2 separate regions of the Homo sapiens genome follow, and region 2 is linked to region 1. A link is a loop called in an ENCODE intact Hi-C map of the cell type or tissue named here. Cell type or tissue: IMR-90. All regions are shown on one strand. Each heading gives the region's core, and the rest is flanking DNA. Links, peaks and the distances in the headings are about the cores only.

Evidence for each region. A loop is a pair of places that touch in the nucleus more often than their neighbours do. Peaks named below come from ENCODE experiments on the same cell type or tissue, not always from the same donor. Only the 100,000 strongest peaks of a DNase experiment are listed, where the experiment ranks them.
Region 2: it touches region 1 in a loop (6-fold over the local background); 8 of 110 quality-filtered maps call a loop at or near these places.

The regions. Positions count from the first base shown.
Region 1 is chr10:91,296,536-91,300,655 of GRCh38, forward strand. No RefSeq gene overlaps it. Among named protein-coding and RNA genes, the nearest start is that of PCGF5, 78 kb to the left of the region's middle. In IMR-90, for the core only: a CTCF peak has its summit at 1,885 (motif pointing right); a DNase peak (open chromatin) is centred at 1,956; H3K4me3 peaks cover 446 bases; H3K27ac peaks cover 414 bases.
Region 2 is chr10:90,909,798-90,913,917 of GRCh38, forward strand. It overlaps ANKRD1 (ankyrin repeat domain 1), which reads right to left. Exons shown (of 9, transcript NM_014391.3): 9 at 2,299-3,179. The coding sequence ends at 3,069. Among named protein-coding and RNA genes, the nearest start is that of ANKRD1, 9.2 kb to the right of the region's middle. In IMR-90, for the core only: a CTCF peak has its summit at 1,954 (motif pointing right); a DNase peak (open chromatin) is centred at 1,964.

The DNA of each region.
Region 1 (4,120 bases), core at 867-3,366:
AAATGCTGTATAAGTCCCTTGGGTTTCTTTCTCAGGAAGTCAATTCCCTGTCCCATGACTGCCAGCTAGGGCTTGTGGCTTCTCGCCAATGTTCCCCCATAAAAAAAAAAAAAAAAAAAAAATCAGCTCAAGGTGTGACTGCAGCTCAAGTCTGATCTCTCCTGGTCAACTGGGAAATTTACAGGGGATACTTGCCCTTTACCAGGGAACAAAATTCTAAGCCACAGGAAACAAACTGGAGGAGGATTAATTGTAGGCTGAAAGACTATTGGGATGACAGTGGAGGGAGACGCTTATAAAATGTTAAGCAATGTGTTATTTTTATGAGGTAAGAGACCATATACAAAACAAATCTAATATGTGTGGTTTAGAGCACAGGCTTTGTGGTCAGGGACCTGAATGCAAATATTTCTCTGCCATTTACTTTGGGCAAGTCACCTGCCTCTCTAAGGCTCAGTTTCCTCATCCATCATTTGTGTATGATAAAAAGACAGTGCGGTTCTCAGTAGTCAAGTGCTCAATAAAAAGTAGCCATTCACAGAAGACAAATTTTACATATTCTCACTCATTTGTGGGAACTAAAAATTAAAACAATTGAATTCATGGAGATAGAGAACACAATGATGATTACCATGGGCTGGGAGGGGCAGTAGGAAGTGGAAGACATTGGGGATGGTTAATGGGTACAAAAATATAGTTAGATAGAATAAATAAGAATGTGATAGCACAACAGGGTGACTACAGTCAACAGTAATTTATTGTACATTTAAAAATAACTAAAAGTATAATTGGAATGTTTGTGACACAAAGAAATGATAAATGCTTGAGGTGATAGATACTCCATTTACCCTGATGTGATTATAATGCATTGTATGCCTGTATCAAAACATCTCATATACCCCATAAATACACACTCCGACTATGTACTCATAAAAATAAAAAATAAAATTTAAAAGCAGCTATTACTTTTTAGCTTTTATGAGATGCATAAGCTTTTTAACTAGAGTAATAAGAAATTACGCAAACATGCATAAGTGGAAATTATTAATGTTTCTTTGACAAAAATGTGAGATTGCTTTTATTTAAGGGACATTGTTAGTATGAATGCTTCAAAAACGGAATCAATAGTCATCCTACATTAAATCCAAATCGGTGTACTCTATACATCTGCCTACGTGTCTGCGTAAGCATGGGTGCTCCCCAAATTCCTGTAATTTATAAGAGCTATTTAATACTTACTTTCATTTTTCCTTCCCCACTCAGTTCTTTCATTTCTCCCGAATGAATCAAGGAGAAATCTCCCAGGAAGGCGAAACCTCTGGACCACCAAGTCCTTGAAGTAGGGCGACCCACTGCCACAGTTTTAATGGGAGTGTCCCGGTTTTAGCACTTAATAATCTCATGACCCGGGAGCTCCACTAGTCTTCTGCAAACTGCGATGGTGGTTTCCTCTACCTGGGAGCCTGGCAGCCCCACCAGGCCCTACAGGATTACATCTGTTGACTGCACTCAGTTTTACTTCATTGCAGGTGGTGTTTCTTTCCCTTGGTAGAGTTCTTTCACTAACACCCCTGTGAGTCTTGTCAGATGTGATTAAACTCTGGGCAACACAAATGGAATGAAAAGAGGGAGGTGGAATTGTTTTTTTTTTTTTTTTTTAACGTGAGATAACTGACAGGTAAGACTTGAGATGAACCGGGGGGTTAAAGAAGGGTATGCGTGCCTCTGGGTGCTTTGCTATCTATGTGCTCACACATAAGAAGGAGTATGTGTAATGTACTGAGGAAGAGACCTTGGGAAGCCCGACCTGGGCAGGAGCCCCTGGAAAGTGGGGGAGGGGAAGGCAGCCGTGGCTGCAAAATTGAGGCACACAGTTTCCCATCACGGCCTCCAGAGGGCGCCATCAGCCCGCAGTGGTTCTTTGCCTTTTGAGGGCGGGCAGAAGGAAGAGGATCCACCTGGAGGATGGGTAACGAGAGCTGCAACCCACTTCCTTCAGGGCTGGGGCATGCAAGAACGAGGAGTGGACCGCTCGCAGTGCTTGAATGTCCTCCTTGTTAACCCCAGCTGGGATAAGCACCTCCGCCTCATAAGATCAAAGCTCTTTCATTCCTGCTTTAACTTTGCCAGTTCCCTTTACTTCGGAAAGAATGAGAAACCTCATCCTAGCAATCCCAGGGATCTGTGCCCTCCAGAGGAAGATCTCTGCAAAGCTGTTTACAGCGGGTTGTTTGGAGGCCAGCTTCTCTGGCACGGCGCGGTGTCCCCGTGGAGCGTTTCCAGGGCGCGGAGGCCCTGGGTCACCAACTCGAATGAATAGTGAGTGAGCTGATTGCCGCTCCACGCTGATGGATGTATATTTGTTACATTTGAAGTGTTCTGAGAAAAGAACTGCTTCTGAAAAGAAGAGCTTTGTGTGAGCACAGTGAACATGAAGGGCGAGATTCCAAAACCTTTAGGAGGGTTTTCTTTCTATGCAAGAATGAGCCACAGAAAGCTGTTCCCAGCATCCTCTGCTAATCTAGGAACACCTATGGAAAAGCGTTGTCCCGGTCTCAATCCCAGGGATGGGAATCAGGAAGCACAGAAGCTGCCATCAGAGCCCAGGGCTGGCTCTGTCATTGCCCCTTGGGTGACCTGCCGGCAAACCGCTAGAGAGCCGAGCCTCAGTTTTCTCATCTGTAAAATGAGAGCCCGGTTGTAGGGTACCCAAGTTCCCTCCCAGGTCTGGCACTTCCTGAGGGTCCTATTGTTCACCATAGAGCTAATAATGCTAGTTCTCAATTGTTTTGTTCTTGGGACCCCTTCACAAATCTTAAAAGTACTGAGCCTCCCCCCACCCCATGGATCTGTGGGGGCTTCTTTTGCTATTTGGCAGTCAGTACTAATCAAACTAACTGACATAGAAGAATTTTAGCTTATACTTCATGTGTCTAAGGCTCTCTCCAAGGGCCTTCTCTCTGCCCTATCATGTTTACATTTGTCTTGGTTGATGTAAGGCACTGATTATGGCCTCTGGATGCACATTGGAATCACCTGTAGAGCTGAGACATAACCTCAGACCAATTCCCAGAGATTCTCATCTAGTTGGTCTCTGCTAGGGTAGTGGGGAGGGGGCTACCAGGTGATTTTTAATGTGTAGCCAGGCTTGAGAAGGGCCACTCTGATAGCTCTGTGGTTCTCAAAGTCAGCCGGCAGCATCAGTATTACCTGGGAACTTGTTAGAAATGCAAATTCTCAGGCCTGCCAAGGACCTACTAGGGCAGAGCCCAGGAATCTGTTTTAACAAGCCTTCCAGGTGATTTGAATACATGCTACAGTTTGAGACCCAGTGTTCTCAATTGCCACACCTCCACAGCTTCCACTCCCACCTTCACCATCACCTCCATCAACTAAGTAAGCCCATGAAAATGTTTCAGGTTCCCATCTTCCAAGGTGCAGCTGTCTGTGTTTGCAGTGGTGACAGGGGCTTGGGTGACTGTGGCATCATTTGCATGTGAGAAGCTGCTGGGCTCTTCAGCAAGAATGAACCAAAGGTCACTAAATGCCACACACATATTCCATTCAGCAAATATTTATTGCATAAATATTTATTGAGGTACCAGCCTACTGCTGAGGGCATCACCTTACAGAATGCTTGCTGCATAGGAGATGCTTCAGAAATGCTGGCTGATGAAACCTCAAGGCCTTTTTGCAGCCATTCATGCTGCCTAAGAATTATGCATCCTGTTTACTCTGTCCTTACCTTCGACACATGGAAGCTCTAATCCTTGGGAATCCTGAAAAGCAAGGGTCCCTCTGGCACAGCAACCAAAAAGAAAATCACAACCACACCTAGCCTGTGCTAGCCTTGCCAATGATATTGCTTTTGCAAAGAATGGAAAATATTTGCAAATGGTTGAATGTTGAATCATGGGTTCTATGACATTAATGTTTATAAAATTCCATTTTACTATGGAAACAATAGGCTAATTGTTAGAGTGGATGGAGATCTATAGGATTGTCTCCTCCACACTCACATACTTGTTTTTCTAGAAACTGCCACCTTTCCCATCCGTATTTCTCACAGGAGCTCTCTCTCTCTTTCTCTCTCTCTCTCTGTATATAGTACATGACCCAT
Region 2 (4,120 bases), core at 740-3,239, 390 kb before region 1:
ATAAGGCTATATGCCGTAGATAACGATTCCTTTGATGGATCTGGGCAAAATAAATTCAAAACCTTCTGGAAAGGATTCACCATGCTAGATGCCATTAAGAACATTCGTGGGTCATTGGAGGAGGTAAAAATATCATTAACTGGAATTTGAAAGAAGTTAATTCCAACCTGTGTGAATGACTTGGAGGGGTTCAAGACTTCGGTGGAGTAAGTAACTGTTGATGTGGTGGAAATAGCAAGAAAACTAAAAGTGGAGCCTGAACATGTGACTGAATTGTTGCAATCTTGTCATAAAACTTGAACAGCTGAGAAGTTGCTTCCTATGGATGAGCAAAGGAAGTGGTTTCTTGAGATGGAATCTACTCCTAGTGAAGATGCTGTAAACATTGTTGAAATGACAAAAAAAGGATTTTGAATATTACATCAACTTAGTTAATAAAGCAGTAACAGGGTTTGCGAGGATGTACTCCAATTTTGAAAGATGTTCTATTGATAGTAACATGCTATCAAATAGCATCAGATGCTACAGATAAATCTTTTATGAAAGAGTTAATTGATGTGGTAAGCTTATTGTTGTCTTCTTTCAATAAATTGACACAGCCATCCCAATCTTCATCAACTACCACCCTCATCAGTCAGCAGCCATCCACATGGAGGGAAGACCCTCCGCCATTAAAACGATTATGACTCACTGAAGGCTCAGATGATCATTAGCATTTTTTTTAGCAATAAAGTATTTTTAAGTTAAGGTAGGTACAGTGTTTTTTAGACATCGTGCTATAGCACAATTATTAAACCACAGGATAATGTAAACATAACTTTTGTATGCACTAGAAAACCAAAAAAAATTGTGACTCACTTTATTGTGATATTAGTTTTATTATGGTGGTCTGGAGGTCAAAAATCATGGACCTGTGTGTTCTCTCCTGGGAAGTCTTTGACATTGCCAGTCCCTGTCCACAAGAATTGTTAAATCTCCAGTTAATTTGCATTTTTCTAATGATCAGTGATATTGAGCTTTCTTTTCCAGATGTTTGTTGGCCACATGAATATCTTCTTTTGAGAAGTGTCTGTTCGTGTGCTTTGCCCACTTTTTTGATGGGGTTGTTTTTTCTTGTAAATTTAAGTTCCTTGTAGATTCTGGATGTTAGAGCTTTGTCAGATGGATGGAGTCTGAATGGCAGTTACTTAAAAAGTCAAGAAATAACAGATGCTGGCAAGGTTGCAGAAAAATAGGAACACTTTTACACTGTTGGTGGGAATGTAAATTAGTTCATCCATTGTGGAAAATGGTGTGGTGATTCCTCAAAGATCTAGAACCAGAAATACCATTTGACCTAGCAATCCCATTATTGGGTATGTACCCAAAGGAATATAAATCATTCTACTACAAAGATACATGCATGCATATGTTCATTGCAGCACTATTCACAATTGCAAAGACATGGAACCAACCCAAATGCCCATCAATAATAGACTGGATAAAGAAAATATGGTAGATATACACCATGGAATACAACGCAGCCATAAAAAGAATGAGATCATGTCCTTGGCAGGGGCATGGATGCAGCTAGAGGCCATTATTCTCAGCAAATTAACACAGGAGCGGAAAACCAAACACCGCATGTTCTCACTTATAGGTGGGAGCTGAACAATGAGAACACATGGACACAGGGAGGGGAACAAAATACACTGGGACCTGTATAGGGGGTGGGGTGGGAGGAAGGAGAGCATTACGAAAAATAGCTAATGCATGCTGGGCTTAATACCTAAGTGATGGGTTGATAGGTGCAGCAAACCACCATGGCACACGTTTATGTAACACCGCTGCACATCCTGCACATGTACCCCAGAACTTAAAATTTAAATTTAAAAAAGTCACTAGTTAAGCCTTAATGGGAACTTCGTAAGAAATGCGGGTTTACCATGCAGAAATCATTCTGACCACCAGGGGTCTCTTTCTACACACCACTGGGACTGAAAGCTCGCTAGAATTCCTTTGTGTCTTTATGGCTCTCGGCCTAGCTGCTCAGTGTGGTGGTGGCATTTCGTGGCCTGTCACCTGGGAGCTTGTCAGAAAAGCAGAATCTCAGGCCCCACCTGAGACCAGCTGAATCAGAAATCTGCATTTTAACCAGATCCCCAGGTGATCTGTATACATATTAAATACTGGGAGTGCTGTTGTACGGGACATTTCTAATCTGCAAAACTTGGAAAACAATGGAAAAAAAAAACCCTCCTATATAGCTTTTTTTTTCACATAGGACATTTCCACCACACTTATAGAAGGACTTAGAGGTTTAGAGTTTGATTGCCTTTATTATGAATATAAAATGTACATACAATACAATATACATTTATACATTTACAGTTTGCATTTCCTTTCATCTTTTTTGAGCAAATTCAATTCTGCATGTCCCAGTTTGCCGCTCCTTCCACTGATTTGCACTTACACTCATGACGTTCTCTTCACTTGGGTACTCTGTGTACTCGGTAAAAAAAAAAAAAAAAAAAAAAAAAAAAAATCCAGCCTGGGGGTAAAATAGCTGGCTTCACTGTCCTTTTCACAGAATCACTTTCCTTCCATTGTTTCCTTTCCTGTCCCTACATGCCTTCCCTTGCTTCATTCAAACTTCTGCATTAAAAATTCAGGAGAAAAGAGGGCTGTGATAATCAGCCCTCTCTTAAAAACTCTTACATGAGCGAATGACACATAAGTAGGCACTTGAACTTTGCTCTTTCACCTGGTTTAAGAACTACCTATGGGTGGGAAGGCTCTGAAAGTGTTATATACAAATGAAGCTCTGCTCACCAGATGGATGATCATGAAGGTCTGAATATCAGTAGCGTGGCAGTAAATAAATAAACAGGAATACATAAAAATAAATAAGAGTTTCACTAAAGGAAATTTAAACACCTATAACCCTGTGCTTTCTCAAAACTTCATTAGGTACATCTTCACAACACGTTGATAAATAGAAACTAGATTTTATGGCTAGTGTCTCTTCTCTTGGGCCATGCCTTCAAAATGCCAGTGAACATTTACTGATTAAGAGTCTGTCGTTTGCCTCAGAATGTAGCTATGCGAGAGGTCTTGTAGGAGTTCTCTCTGAGGCTGTCGAATATTGCTTTGGTTCCATTCTGCCAGTGTAGCACCAGATCCATCGGCGTCTTCCCAGCCTAATCAAATGAGATAAGGAAAGTTGACTTTCAGGTGGGTGACATCTGTAAATTCACATTCTCTGTGTGTGTTTCATGAGGTAAGGATTAGGTATATGTTATAACAGTGTTTTATGGTTTCCACCAGGAGTGATCTGCAGTTTATACTCAAACCAGTCCTTCACTGTTTCTCAGAGGGATGCTTTTGCCATTTTAGAGCAAAAATCTTTTTCACGTGGGACCATCCCAGGTATTGGTAAAATCCCTTGTCCCTAGACACTATGTGTCAAGAGCACCTCAAGTCATTTTGAAATTTATAAAATGTCTCCATACATCTTCCAGTATCCTGTGGAATGGACTCCCGGAGGTGGGAGCATGCCTCTTGGACCAAGAATCAGTGCCTATCCATTTGAATGATAGTTCTTTGATTGATAAGAAATGATGGTAAATGAGCTGCATCAATAACTTGGCTTAAGGACTTAGGTACTGCTTGGGTACTATTACTGTTCCTGGGAGCAGATTTTTCATAACTTGTCAGAATTTTCAATGGACTCTCCCAGGAAATGTATTTTTCTTGGAGTTGATGGCAATGACACATGTGAACAAATAATTTTTGAGACGAAATTTTGATTTCCCTTATGCACGTGTCTCAAGATTTAAAAATATTAAAACCATGTCATCTCTCAATTCTCATCTATAGATCTGAGAAGTCCAAAATTTTTCCATCTCTATTCATTGAGAAGTTTCTTTTTAACCCAGCGACTGCAAATTGGCAGCTTTGAGATGCAAACCAGAATAGAGACCTGTTTTGTTTTGACCCAAACAGAACTTAGATTTTTTTTAAGATTAGTATGAATTGGCAACAGTTGGAAACCAAGAGCTGGATTTGTGACTTCTATGAAAAAATCAGAAGAGTTAAAAACATGGTACCCATGGTTCCACAGAGCAACATAGACTGGGTT